2 separate regions of the Mus musculus genome follow, and region 2 is linked to region 1. Evidence: chromatin loops called from intact Hi-C (ENCODE). Cell type or tissue: heart. All regions are shown on one strand. Links, peaks and the distances in the headings refer to the core of each region. The heading gives the core; the rest is flanking DNA.

What was found. Hi-C counts contacts between places; a loop is a spot of excess contacts. Peaks named below come from ENCODE experiments on the same cell type or tissue, not always from the same donor. Only the 100,000 strongest peaks of a DNase experiment are listed, where the experiment ranks them.
Region 2: it touches region 1 in a loop (4-fold over the local background); 2 of 42 quality-filtered maps call a loop at or near these places.

The regions. Positions count from the first base shown.
Region 1 is chr9:51,002,723-51,010,578 of GRCm38, forward strand. Sik2 (salt inducible kinase 2) reads right to left here and starts at 6,351. Exons shown (of 16, transcript NM_178710.3): 1 at 6,019-6,351. The coding sequence starts at 6,153. In heart, for the core only: a CTCF peak has its summit at 4,353; a DNase peak (open chromatin) is centred at 4,349; H3K4me3 peaks cover 1,546 bases; H3K27ac peaks cover 976 bases.
Region 2 is chr9:50,695,009-50,700,008 of GRCm38, forward strand. Dixdc1 (DIX domain containing 1) reads right to left here. Exons shown (of 20, transcript NM_001374656.1): 6 at 463-575. It overlaps Gm39337 (a long non-coding RNA gene), which reads left to right and starts at 2,222. Exons shown (of 3, transcript XR_003948161.1): 1 at 2,222-2,267. It overlaps Gm51674 (a long non-coding RNA gene), which reads left to right and starts at 2,863. Exons shown (of 2, transcript XR_003948160.1): 1 at 2,863-2,934. In heart, for the core only: no CTCF peak of the experiment used is centred there; DNase peaks (open chromatin) are centred at 2,823, 3,693 and 4,093; H3K4me3 peaks cover 2,368 bases; H3K27ac peaks cover 1,423 bases; H3K27me3 peaks cover 965 bases.

The DNA of each region.
Region 1 (7,856 bases), core at 1,249-6,248:
AATTGTATTAAAAGGTTGCAGCATTAGGAAAGTTGAAAACCACTGCTGCCTTACCTAGTGGTTTTGGTGTGTGTGTGTTTGTTTCAAGTTTTGCTTTATTATGAGTAAAACTGCTATATACAAATGACACATTCCAATTATGGACATATGCATTAATTTCTTTTAGGTAAATGCAAAGGATAAAGGTTGACTCTTGTTGTATGTGGGACGTATTTAAAGCTTTTAAAAATCTCCCAAACTATTTCCCAAAGTTTTCCTTAATTTCTATTTATCAGCAATTTCCTACACTTCTGTCAACCTTGGTACTGTCCGTCTTTATCATTTTAGCAGGCACTTTTAGAGAGTGTTTTTGTTTAATACTTGGAAATGTTACAAGTGAAATACAAGAACATAGGTTATATGTGATATCAATCTTATTTCAAACATATAAAATACAAGTGAATTTGGAGGCTCTGTGGGTTTTCATCTCCTGAGTTTTGAGAGCAGAAGTATGAATGCTTAGTTTCTTTTGCAAGCTTTTCCACAATGGCTATAATGAGTAGGCCTAACTTCTGTAACGGGGTCAAACTATGTGGATATTTTGTACTTTTAAGAAGAACTGAGAACATTAAAGGATTGTCACCAATGTAATTTATCTAAGATGCATCTCTTAATCTGTCTAAAGAACTTCAAACTTTTTTAAACAAAGAGTTTTTGATGAAATCCCTCTTTGCTTCCATTCTTTTAACTATCAAAACTGGATATAATAACTGGATATTTCTATTCTTTGAAAAATAGAATTTAATATGAATTTTAAATGAAAAAAAAACTTTTACAGAAATCACTTAAAAAATACAGATGTAGGAGGGCAAGTAAAAGTTCTATTAAAAAGGAAAGGGAGCTATCATAAGGAATTCTGTGATCCATTTGATGCCAAGGAAGTGAAACTTTAATCAGCAGTGACTATAAATCAAATGTCATCATGTGAATCCAAGGAGGCCAGTTTCATGATTTCCAAATAAATGTTTTCTTAATTGCCTGGTGCCAAGATAGAATTCCTTAGAGGACTTAAAATGAGAACACACTAAACTCTGTTAAAGGTAAAAATTTCTGCAGATCAGAAAAATTTACACAACTCTAGGCCAGCTTAGTGGGTAAAAGCACTTGTACTGGCCTGGTGACCTGAGTTCAAATCCCAGGACCCATATAAAGGCTGACAGAGAGAACTAAATCTACAAAATTGTTCTTTTGTTTCCACATATGTGCCACAGTGCTATAGCATGCACATGCCCTTCCCCACCCCTCTCTCTCTCTCTCTCTCTCTCTCTCTCTCTCTCTCACACACACACACACACACACACACATAAATCGAACATTTACATAACTCTTACTGTGAATATTTGTTTTCCCTTCCCTGATAAAAGAGGTAATTTTAATAATATTTAGCAAAACAATTTAGCAATTCCTTGCCTGAAGACTAAGAAACCAGAGAACAGTCTAATAAAGCCTATACACACTATGACCAATCAAAGTCCTATTTCAACACACAAAAGATCACATCCAAGCCTATTTACACATGCTAGTGGTTAAGACATTTGGTAACAGGTCCTTCTATTGCACATAGTACAGCTATGTCTTAAAATCCAGAGTATTTTTGCAGCACAAGACTAATACCAAAGCTACTGAAAAGAGCTGCAAGATGTCAAAGCAAAATATAAACCAACTGTTTAAAAGCCCTCTTAAAGAAATACCATGCTCATGGCTTAACATGCCCTTCTTTTGTTTCTACTTTTACTATAAAAACATAATTCTAAACTTTGTTTTTGGGAAATGTTAAGAAATTCTACACGTTAAGGTGGTAGACTGAGGATCATGCTTGAACATCCAACTCCCAAAATACACACAGAAAACTTTCTGGTGAACAAAGACAATTTTCAGACAGCCTCTGACAGTTGCTCTGAGTCCATGTTCTCTTGGGGGTAAGCAAGTGAGTAAGCAGCCTAATTCCTACAGGCCACTTTAATAAGGTAACTTTTAGAACTTCTCCCAAGTTTCTGTACACTTGTCTTCATATGACTAATAGAGGTAAGCAACACAAAAAGTATGGTACTGAGTGAGGAAAAGCCCGTTATCTGTAGAGAGAGGGAGCTGAAAACACTGATGGCTATCTCTGGGTGCACTACTGAAGGTACAAGTAATTAGTTTCATTTATCCATATTTTAAGATTTTTCAATAGTAAACATAGATTAAATAGTAAAAACTCTTGATTGTAAAAAATTATACCTTCTCAGTAATTTCTCTAATAATTACCAGCAATTCCTTTTCCCCAAAACATTTAAAACCCAGTCTTAGATACACAATTATGTTCCCTATCAATTGTTGAAAACTGGAAATGATATAATAGTCAATAAGAGAATCATAAGTAAAATGGGCTATCTACAAAGTTGAATTCTAAACTGCTAAAATACTGTAAAAGTTATATATGATAAACAAAATGTAAAATGTGTGGGCACAGACATATATTCTATGTCTTGCCACTTATAGAAAACAAACACATTAAGAATACTAAAAGGCAATGTGACATGTTGAGAACAATGTATTCCCACAATGGAAGAACTATATACTGTGTGCTATGCTCTCCTTTATTCTTTACATTTGCTATACTAAACATTCTTTAATAGAAAACAGAGCACTTAGAAGTAGAAAGTAATTTTCCTAGAATTTTTCTTAGACAAAAAACAAAACAAAACAAAAAAAAAAACAAAAAACAAAAAAAAGAAAGAAAGAAACCACCTCCTGAACTAACTATATAGTTAACTAGAAGGGAAAAATTGCTTCCTAATATAGTATTAATAAAACACTACTCAAGGACATTCATAGAACAGAAAACTAGCAACTACCACTGCCCAAAATAGTTTAATAGTTTAAATGGTGTTATTCTTTTCCCATTGTGCTAATTTTACAAAATTAGCTCCTGTAATTCATAAGCCAGCTTACAAAGATTTCATAAAGTATTATATTAGGAAACTAGATTCTACCACCCCCTTCCCTTCCCTTTTGTGTGCAAAATTTACACAGAGATGAAGCACATGAATACTGCTTCAGATGACGTAATTACATTTCTTGGTGTTAAGCCATTTGATAGATTAAACCAAAGTTAATGCCTTTTTTGTATACTAATTTTTTTCCTAAAAGGGAAACAGACTTCTCCCAAGTGCTACAAAAAGATATCTTATTTTTTTGTAAGTGATACAGAAGATAAAGAGCCATTAAAAATAAAAGTATCTGTCACATAGATGTTTAAACTAAGTCCTAAGATTTGTCTCAGGGGCTGTCAAGATAGCCAGCGAGTAAAGACACTTGCTGCAGACCCTGATGACCTGAGTTCGAACCCTAGCACCCACACAGTCGAAAAAGAGAACCAGATCCTGCAAGTTGTTCTTTGACCAACACACACACACACACACACACACACACACTCACGGAGGCATGTGTACACACAAATATAATTAAAAATGACTCTATTTTAAAATTGCCTCAGGATCAAACTTGATGAAAAAAGAGATGGCCACGTTCTAAAACACAAGCCCATAATGCTAAAATAAAGTACACAAGGAACTTCCATGGCACTAAATATAATCATAGTTTTCTAATAGTTTTCTTTTTCTTTTTGGTTTTTTGAGATAGGTTTCTCTTTATAGCTCTCGCTGTCCTGGAACTCACTTTGTAGACCAGGCCTGCCTCTGCCTCCCAAGTACTGGGATTAAAGGCGTGCGCCACCACCGAACGGCATTTAATAGTTTTCTTTATACTATTATTAACTGTTCTCATTTTAATTACTGCGGAATGTTAAACAATGAGAATCTAAAATAATGCAAAACAGTTGAAAATTTCACTATTTTATTTACAGTTTGCACGACTGTTCTATTTATCAAAGATACAGATATTTAGTAAATAAAAAAGTTTTTCCTAAAGAAAAAAACTCACTGAAACATTATTGGAAACTGAGTCCATGATTTTACTAAGCAAGTCTTCATGTAACTTTCTTATAAAACTTCAGAAAACCATTTTGCAAACTAAAACACCTACAAAGACTTTTAAGTATAGCAACTACTAGACCATTTCTATGCCTTAGTATCAACAATCACAAAATTACCACAAAATGCTCAGCCTTATGTTCTGTCAAAACAGAAAAGCACAAGTGAGGTGGAATCTATCACCTAAACGTTTAGCTTTTAACATAAAATAATTTTATACATATATACTACACACACCCCCTTTAGCAACTGCAAGAGCTTTCGTGAGCTGACAGGTGTCTTCAATCACAAATATAACTGATCTGACAGTCATAGGCAATGTTACTCCACAGTGCCCCCTAGCTCGCTTCCTAAGAAATATCAGCTTGAAAGGGACACCATCAGAATTGTCACCCTGAAGAGAATGTATAAATTGCCATCAGCGCCACTGAAGCAGCTCTGAGATACAACTTTAACTAAACTCTATCTGACAACAACTGACCACTAACTATTGCTAATAAGAAAAATCGTGTGGATGGATTTGTTATCCAACCACACAACAATGTAACCAAAAAGTTCAGACTCTCTCTGTAATGTGCTATTTTTGGCAGTCATTGAAAAGGACTCATAAATACACCCATTTAAGATACTTCCTTTTAATTTAACGTCGAGGTAAAGGTATGACATTTGGCCATAACTCTTTATAAAAACGAAACACTTTAATCATTACAAAAATGCTGGGGTCAAATTCAGCTATGCAAAAGTTTGGTAATGTCAATATACTTATCATTATAGCAATCTAGATTCATAACACTGGTAAATTTGTGAAAGGAAAAATTTTGACCTTGGTACTGATGCCCTAAAGAAGAAAGATTTAAGTGGTGTGTCAGGGATTTGTGAGGCAAAACAAAAAGTGAAGACATGTTAGACATGTCCTCCTTCTTTATGGAAATGGACATGAAGCAAAACTTTTAAGTACAACTGCTAAGAAAACAGTAAGGCTTTTAAATGCCCTTTACCTTACATAAGCGTAAGTCATCCTGGGCAGGGGGTGGGGGTGGAGGTCCTATAGTCAAAGATTAGAACGTTCTTAAGAACATAGTAGGAAAAAAACCCGAAAAGGATGAAAACTGGGGAGAGAAACTGAAAATCGGTGAAACTCAAGTGGCAATCACAAGGCAGAATAGAGTACGTCAAAACCACTAGGTTGTAGACTAAGAAATGGTTTTGTTTCGATCGTTTTTTTTCCAAGGTATTTAATTTGCACGTCTTAAAATAGAGACCCCGAGGAGAGCAGCTTGAGGCAATGGAAGGAAGAGGGTGGGCTAGGTAAGAACGCAGACTTGGGGAGAAAATATGTACAGTGCACGGAGGGAGGATGCTGGAGAGTCAATGTCAGGACGCTGTCGAGAGCTGAGTACAGTCCATCTGATGTGGCTTAAGGAATGCGTGCTCGCAGCCAGCATGCACACCTGGTAAAGGGACAACCCCAGAGAACGGTGCAGAGCTGAGATGACCATTTTTAACCAGCTCTATTGTCTGGTGTATTTGCTATACCTCCTGCAAGTGATCAAGCCAGCCAAAGAACCGTTTCAGAGACCCTGCGGGCCCAGAGAAGATGGACAGCGGCCCGTCCGCACCAGTCCGGTCCGCGTCACCCCCTCCTCGCCGGGCAGAAGAGGAGGGCTTGGTCCGGGCCGCGCTCCGCGTCCGCCGAGCCTGGGAGCTGCTGGTCCCCTTTCTCCGGCCGGCGACGTTGGTCCCCGCGCGGCCCCGGAGCACAGAGACTTCCCCTCCCACCCCACCCCCAGCCGAAAGCCGGGAAGACGCGGAACTTGTGCTCAGGAGCCGAGGCCACAGACCAGGTTCCCGGGTGGGAGAGTCGGGACGGAAGCCTGTGTGGCTTCCCGGGGACACCCCACACACACTCGACCTGCACCCCGCGGTCCCCGCAGTGCCAGGCCCGCCGTCCCCCGCCCGGGGCGCAACCGCGCCACGCTCCCGCCGAACCCCGGGGCCGCACCTCCGTCTTGGTGATCCGGTGCCGCCCCAGCTTCACCACGGCAAAGTTGCCCTTGCCCAGCGTGCCCTCGATGTCGTAGAACCCCACCCGGACTGGCCCGCGCTGCAAGTGCCTCGGGCCATCCGCCATGACCATGCTTGGCCCCCGCTGCAGGACACGGCGACGGGAACGCGAACGAACTGGCCGGCAAGAAGCGGCACGGAGCGGGCAGGAGGGCGTCGGGCGGCGCGCCTGGGCTCTGGGCGACGGCCGCGGCTCTCGCTCCGGCGCTGCTTCCCTCCCGCCCCACAGGGCCCAGCCAGGCGCGCGCCGGCGCTGACGTGAGCCGACGTCAGGGGGCCGGGGCAGGGGGCGGGGGCGGGCCTCCACCGGTCACCATGGCTACCGCAGCCGCGCCGACGTCGGGGGCGGGAGGGAGGGGCGGTGCGCGGGTCGGGCGGGCACGAGGCTTCCGGCCGCGGCGAGGCCTGAGAAGGCTGAGGAGGGCGTCGCGGCCGGGGGCGGGGTCGCCGTCCGCCCCGCCCCGCTCCTCCTGCCTTCCAGCAGAAGCGCAAGAGCGAGCCCTGGTGGGCCGTGCGGAGGATGCACTGGGCCAGTCTCCTGGAGGGTCGCCTGGCGGGCGCTCTCCGCCGGGGCAGCCCTTCCCGCCAAAACCTCTTCTTCAGCGGACTGCAGCGCTAAATTTGGAGCCCGAGGAGCACCGTGGCTGAGCAATGCATTGCTCACAGCCTCTTTTCTTTGTGTTCATTTTAGCTCCCTTGTCAGTACTAAATAAGTCTCTCCACTTTTTGACGTCTAAATTCCTACTCACAGCAGTCGGTCACTTGCAGAAAAAAAAAAAAAATGTCAGCGCTAAAGAGACCCCAGAGATGATTAAGCCCGGAATTTGGAATTGCTAATGGGCTTCGGAGTCTGGAACCTCTGAAATGTAGGTTGAGCATGTTAGTTGAGCATGTCTCTGTGGAGAGGTGACCCGGTATTATCCTAAAACGCTTTGGGAACTTGTAAACGGTTAAAAAGTATCTAATCCGATTTGTTTCCAGATGACGCAGCAGGCTGCCAGAATGAAGGGAGTTGCCAACGTCACACAGGTAATGCTAGAGTTCTAATTATAACCCATCACACCAGTCTTCCATATGGTGACCTAAGTAAACACAACATTTTAATATCTTGAAATATATTATGTGTGTCCAGACCTTGGTTCCTGGGTACCCATTGTCCATTAAAAGAAACGCAACTCGTTTGGGAGTAATGACAGCGGGGGCAAGTATAAGATGCTCTTGAAAGATCTAATATGAGTAAACCAGGGGATTCCTTGTATACAACAGGAAGAATATGTCAGAAGCCAGCTTGAAGGGGCCCACCAGTGCCAAATCTGAGCCAATCTAAGTATCAAAAACCAACAATTTTGGAAATACACTATAACACACATTACTTTTTATTTTGTGTAAGAAGTCAGAGGACAGGATGTGGGAGTTGGTTCTCACCTTCCACTCTGTGAGTCCTAGGGGTGGTTGCTGTAGGTAACTTTAGCCAATGAGCCATCTCTTAGGCCCTAGTGTTTTATTGTTTTGGGACTGTTGTTTTTTTTTTTGTTTTTGAAACATCATCTCACTATGTAGCCCTAGATAGCCTGTAACTTGCCATGTAGACTAGGCAGTCTCTTGAGTGCTGAGATTAAAGGCAGGTGTCACCATTCCCAGCCTACATTAAAATCTTAGAAGGAGCTCATACTTCATTTTGTCACTTTACTTTTTTTTTTAGACAGGTTCTCAGAAATATTGTATATGTGATAAGCCCCCTTAAATGTCTATGCCCTCCCCATCTCATTCAGGAAA
Region 2 (5,000 bases), core at 1-5,000, 310 kb before region 1:
AAATTTGTGACCCACCAGTCTCCATCTCCTGAGTACTGAGAGTACAGATGTGCACCCCTGTTCTCTGTTGCATGTTTATGGACATTTTGGTTCAAACTATGTACTTCTGGCACCAACCTAAATCAGCAAAGCACCAAAATTATCTTCACAGAATGGGAATAATAACTATTTACCCGAACACAGCTTCTGACTGCCCCAATGCCATTTATCTAATTCACAGGCAGTCAGCTAAGGGAGGGCTTCTCGAGGCTGGTGTGAGATTTTTCTGACAGACCAATACCAGGACTGACATTCTGTAAGAAGATAACTACATTAATTGGCTCAAAGGCATTAGAGCTCTCTAGAGCTGACCCTCTATGCACAGACAGTGAAGGCAGACATGGCCAGGAAGCTTAGCAGTCAGAAGCACTAAAGACTTCAGGCTTTAACAGGCTCCCCTGAAACAACCCAGGCCGGCAGTACCTGTTCTGTTCTCTATTCCTTCAGAGGGAATGATCACGAAATCGGCCTTTTCCTCTGCCTGGGTTATAATGGATTCGCTCTTAGCACTGTGGATTGGACTGGGTGAAGTCAGACTGCGATCAAACAAAAGAGAAGAGAAGCAATCATTATGAGCAGGTATAGAAGACAGTTTTCACAGTTCATCTCAGAGGTATCTAATTTACACCATGCCTAACAGGATACATAGCTCACAATTAGAACAAATGAAATAAATGTTGAATGAATAAATGAAAAAAAAAACACTAGTCCTTGGGAGTATTTTTGTTTTTCATGTTATTTAAAGATTTTATTTTTAATTATATATATGTGAGTATGTCTGTGTGTCGGGGTGGGGTGTGTGCACATGAATACAGGTGGCAGGTGTGGGATGTGTATATATGTGCAATGTGTGGGGTGTGTGCAGTGTTAGGGGGGTGTGCATGTGAATACAGGTGCCTGTAGAAACCAGAAAGGTGTTGAGTTCCCTGGACCTGGAGTTTCAGAAGTTGTGAGCCGTTCTAGATGGGTATTAGGAACTGACACTGGGGCCTCTAGAAAAGCAAGAAGCACTCTTTACCACTGAGCCATGTCTCTTACACCCTAAGGAGCCTTTTCTATGATAAGGCTGCCTTTAAGCATACTTGATTAAAATGAGAGCTACCAGAATAGGCAATAAATCATCTTTTAAGAATTTTGTGTATCCGCCATTATCATTTCATAGGCCCACATTCAGAGGGTTCCATCAGCTTTTGGAGCTGGATCAAAATCATATTTCCAATAATCTGAGTCTCTTACAAGCAACCAGAGACCATCTCTAAGCTAACCCCAGGAGGAGTCACTAGTCACTACAGGAGACGGACTTGGGGCAGAGACTGCTGGGGTGGATGCAATGCCGGGATGGGGGGAGGGCAGGGATTCATCCACAGGTGAACCAGAACAGAAGAGTGCAGGCTGGAGAGACAGCTTACTGCACAAGAGCACCTACTGCTCTTGCAGAGGACCCAGGTTCAAGTCCCAGCACCAACACAGTGGCTCAAAACCATCTGTGACTCCAGTTCCAGGGGATGTGACATCCTCTTCTGACCTCCACAGGCACCAGGCACACATGTGGTGCACAGGCGTAGAACGTGGGCAAAACAATCATACGCATAAAAACAACCCCTTTCTTTAAAATAGGAGGGGTCACAGGGTGAATGAAGAAAACTCTGCTCGTGGCAGCTGAATGGAAGGAAGCTCACGTGATTAGCTTTGACTGAAGAATTATCATCATCTTTGCCTCAGTTTCATAGTTTCAAATCATCTTGAGACACCACCTTTCAATACTTCCTCTTCTGATGTACCTTTGGGAGGAACTGTTGAGCTTTTTCCGGGAAGCAGTTTTAACTCTTCCCATGGACAAGACAAGATGGGAACATGAGGCTGATTATCTAAGGGATCCAGGGGTCAGGGGAGCCCTTTCTCCTCACACTACACTATGAGAACATCAGCTCTCACACAATCTCAGGGGCTGTGGAGTCTATGGCTCTGCCCCCCCTCTTAGGAATTCTTTCCGAATCCATCACCCAGACAACAGTCAAGTGTCTAAGACTCACTGACCCCCTTAATGTGCCCCTGACGTCTCGCACACAGGCTAATCCTCACAACCACAAGCAGGAGTTAACATTTCCTCTTCCCAGAAACCGGAGAAAAACTAAAGACAAGTGCAGTGGAAGGAGCCAGACTTCAGCATTTGTGGACCAGTGTCTCGCCGGTCTCCACTGCTGACCAGCTTTAGTGGAGATGTCCCGGTTGGTACTCTGCTCTCTTCTTTCTTAAAACATTTAAGAAAAAATTTAAAGCTTCACATCATTGCAGATCAAAGTAAGCGGCTTTATCTAAATATCTGTAGGTGCATAGATCAAACCGGTGAGACCAGCAAGGGTGGTCAGCAAGTAGTGTTCAGAAATGTTGACTGTTTTCTGTAAATCTCTTATCTATTTCCACTATTTAGGCAATCTGACCTCTAGGCTAACATGAATTCACAGCCAAAAAGCTGTAAAGGGGCTGTGTCCTTGATAAAGAGAGATTTATGAGTGCCTAGGCCCCAGCATTTACCACTTACAAAACTGGGAATCCAGGCGCACAAAGCCTTTGTCAGCTGCTCCTCTTCCTCAGCTGACAAGGTGCTAGGCTAACAAGCCCCACTGCCTGCACCTGGCTGGACCGCAGGAGGGATATGCGAGACAAACCGGAGGGAGGGCGTAGTGGGGATCTAGGATGCTGAGAAACGGTTTTCCTAAAAGCACAGACGCATGCTCAGTTCCACCTCTCCTCTCCAAGAGCGTTGCCTCCCATATAAGGGCAGAAGGAGGCGGGCGTCTGGATACCCAACCCCACCGGGGGAGTGGCGGAGCAGCCAAAGGAAAACAACATTTCTTTTTCTTGAAATGAGACTGCCAGGGTAAGGCCACGGAGGTAAGACTAGGAAACTAGATGGCCAAGATCAAGGACCTCGGAGGGAGGAAAACCCTGAGGTGTGTGTCAGAGCAGAAGCACCATCCTAGAAAAGGAAGGAGCTTTTAATCTTCTGCCTCAGGTCTGGGGAAGGAATCTTCATGCTAATTAATTGTAAGACCTGGACTCCTCCCTAACTCGTTTAAAAGTCCTACTTGACAAACAAGTAATTTCTATTTACCATCATAATCCTCCCTGAGAACTATAATATATACTATATATACATTTCTTGATCTACTATCTCACCAATATTAATTTGTTAAACCAGCAAACCCCAACAAAGATATTGCTAAATTAGACTTACATAAATTTTTTAAATGGGTAATAGACGAAATCAAAGGGTCCAGTCGCCCCTCTAAGTGCTTCCATTAGCAGACACACAGACTGAATCTGTGTGTGGAGTCGGCTCAAATTCCTAAAATCACTCTATTTTGTAGCGCTAATCCCACACCAGCAGCCTGTTCTCACAAAATAGCGCCCCCAATCATCTCTTGTCGGGGACCAACCACGACCCTCTGTCCTGGCCCAGCTTCCCCTCATTTCCCCACCTCAAGAGCCAAAGTGGCTTCAGCTCACCATTTGACTTGTGTCCCTCCCATGGTCCCCTCCTGGCTCTGGCTTCAGCAAGCCTGCTTCCCTGGGTGAGGTGGGAGGCTGAGCGTCACATCACTCCTAAATTCTGGCATGTCCCCCCCGCACTGGGGCTCGAAGAACGGTTCCAGAGATCAGCCAGCCAGCGGAACGGTTCGCCCAGGTCTCCGAAGAAAGTAGGAAAGGCAGGGGTAGGCGTCCTGGTCCAAGGGACCGGGATGCTCCCTTAGGGTGAAGCGTACTGTCCCGGTAGCTCAGACACCGCAGCAGCGGAGCCCCAGCGGAAGCCGCCTCCCATCGCCGGCGGCCGGTCGCTGGCAGCGGCATCTCGGTCCTTGCTGTCGCGCGGCTCCGAGCATCCCCCCGGACAGCCGCATCTTTAACCTATCTCCCTCGGGGCAAGAGGCTCCGGTAGCTCCCGCTGAGCGTCGAGTGGAGTCCGGTGTGCGGTGCTCCCGCTCGGCGCCGCCTCCCGATCCCTCCCTGCACCCCCCCCCTCCTCCCCCTCCCAGGCTGTCACACGCGGCCAGGCAGCGCTGGGCTTCGACCCAAGCGCTGCCGACAGCTCTGGGCAGAGAGGTAAGGGTGCTGGCTGAGGCTGAGGCCAGGGGCGCGGTCCGGACCTGGCGGGGCTGAGGGCGATGGGAGCTCGGGAAGCGGCGGGGGATGGGCGGCGCGGTGCAAAACCTCGTGGATCTGACAGTCCTGGTGCGGAGAAGCTCAGCAGCGTAGACGTTGCTGTTCCTCTCTGACACCCCCCCCCCCTCCTTAAACGCGCGGTTTCAAGACTGACCTAACCTGGAGAACTCAGCCCCGCTCTCCAAGGATTGGGAGATGCTGGCAGGATGGAGACTAGAGCTCCCCCAACCTCCAACAAACCTACAGAACCCCGGCCTGTCTGCGGCTCCCACCTTCCTTCCCCTCTAGCGGTTCCTGTGCTGCCCCCCCCCGCCCCCGCCAACACACTATCAACAACACCCCCCCCCCCACACACACACACACACTAAAGGATTGTTCTGCTTGAATACAGTGAGAGGCTGGCCTGTTTACTGGAGCAACAGGAGGATTGAGCTTTGCCATCCCTGAGAAGCAGCAGGGGAGGGTGTCCTGAGACACTACAGGATGTCTATACCATATATTCACAGCTACACTCCACCCAAACCTGCAACATCGCCAGGATTCCTGTTTTTTAGGGGTCACGGGGCCAGTATGTGGTGATGGAAGTGGGCAAATGGCAGAACCTGCTAGAAGCTCTTCTTTTCTTGAGGAATCAGTAAAGAAATAGGCAGAGTGCTGGCTCTATACCACAGAACACGGCAAAATCAGGAAAGAGGAAAACAGGGAAAGGTACTCTGTTTTAACACATCTATGAACTGTTGCCATTGACCCAACACAGCCTATGTCTGGTGGGTCCCTCACACTGATCTCTCAGCTCC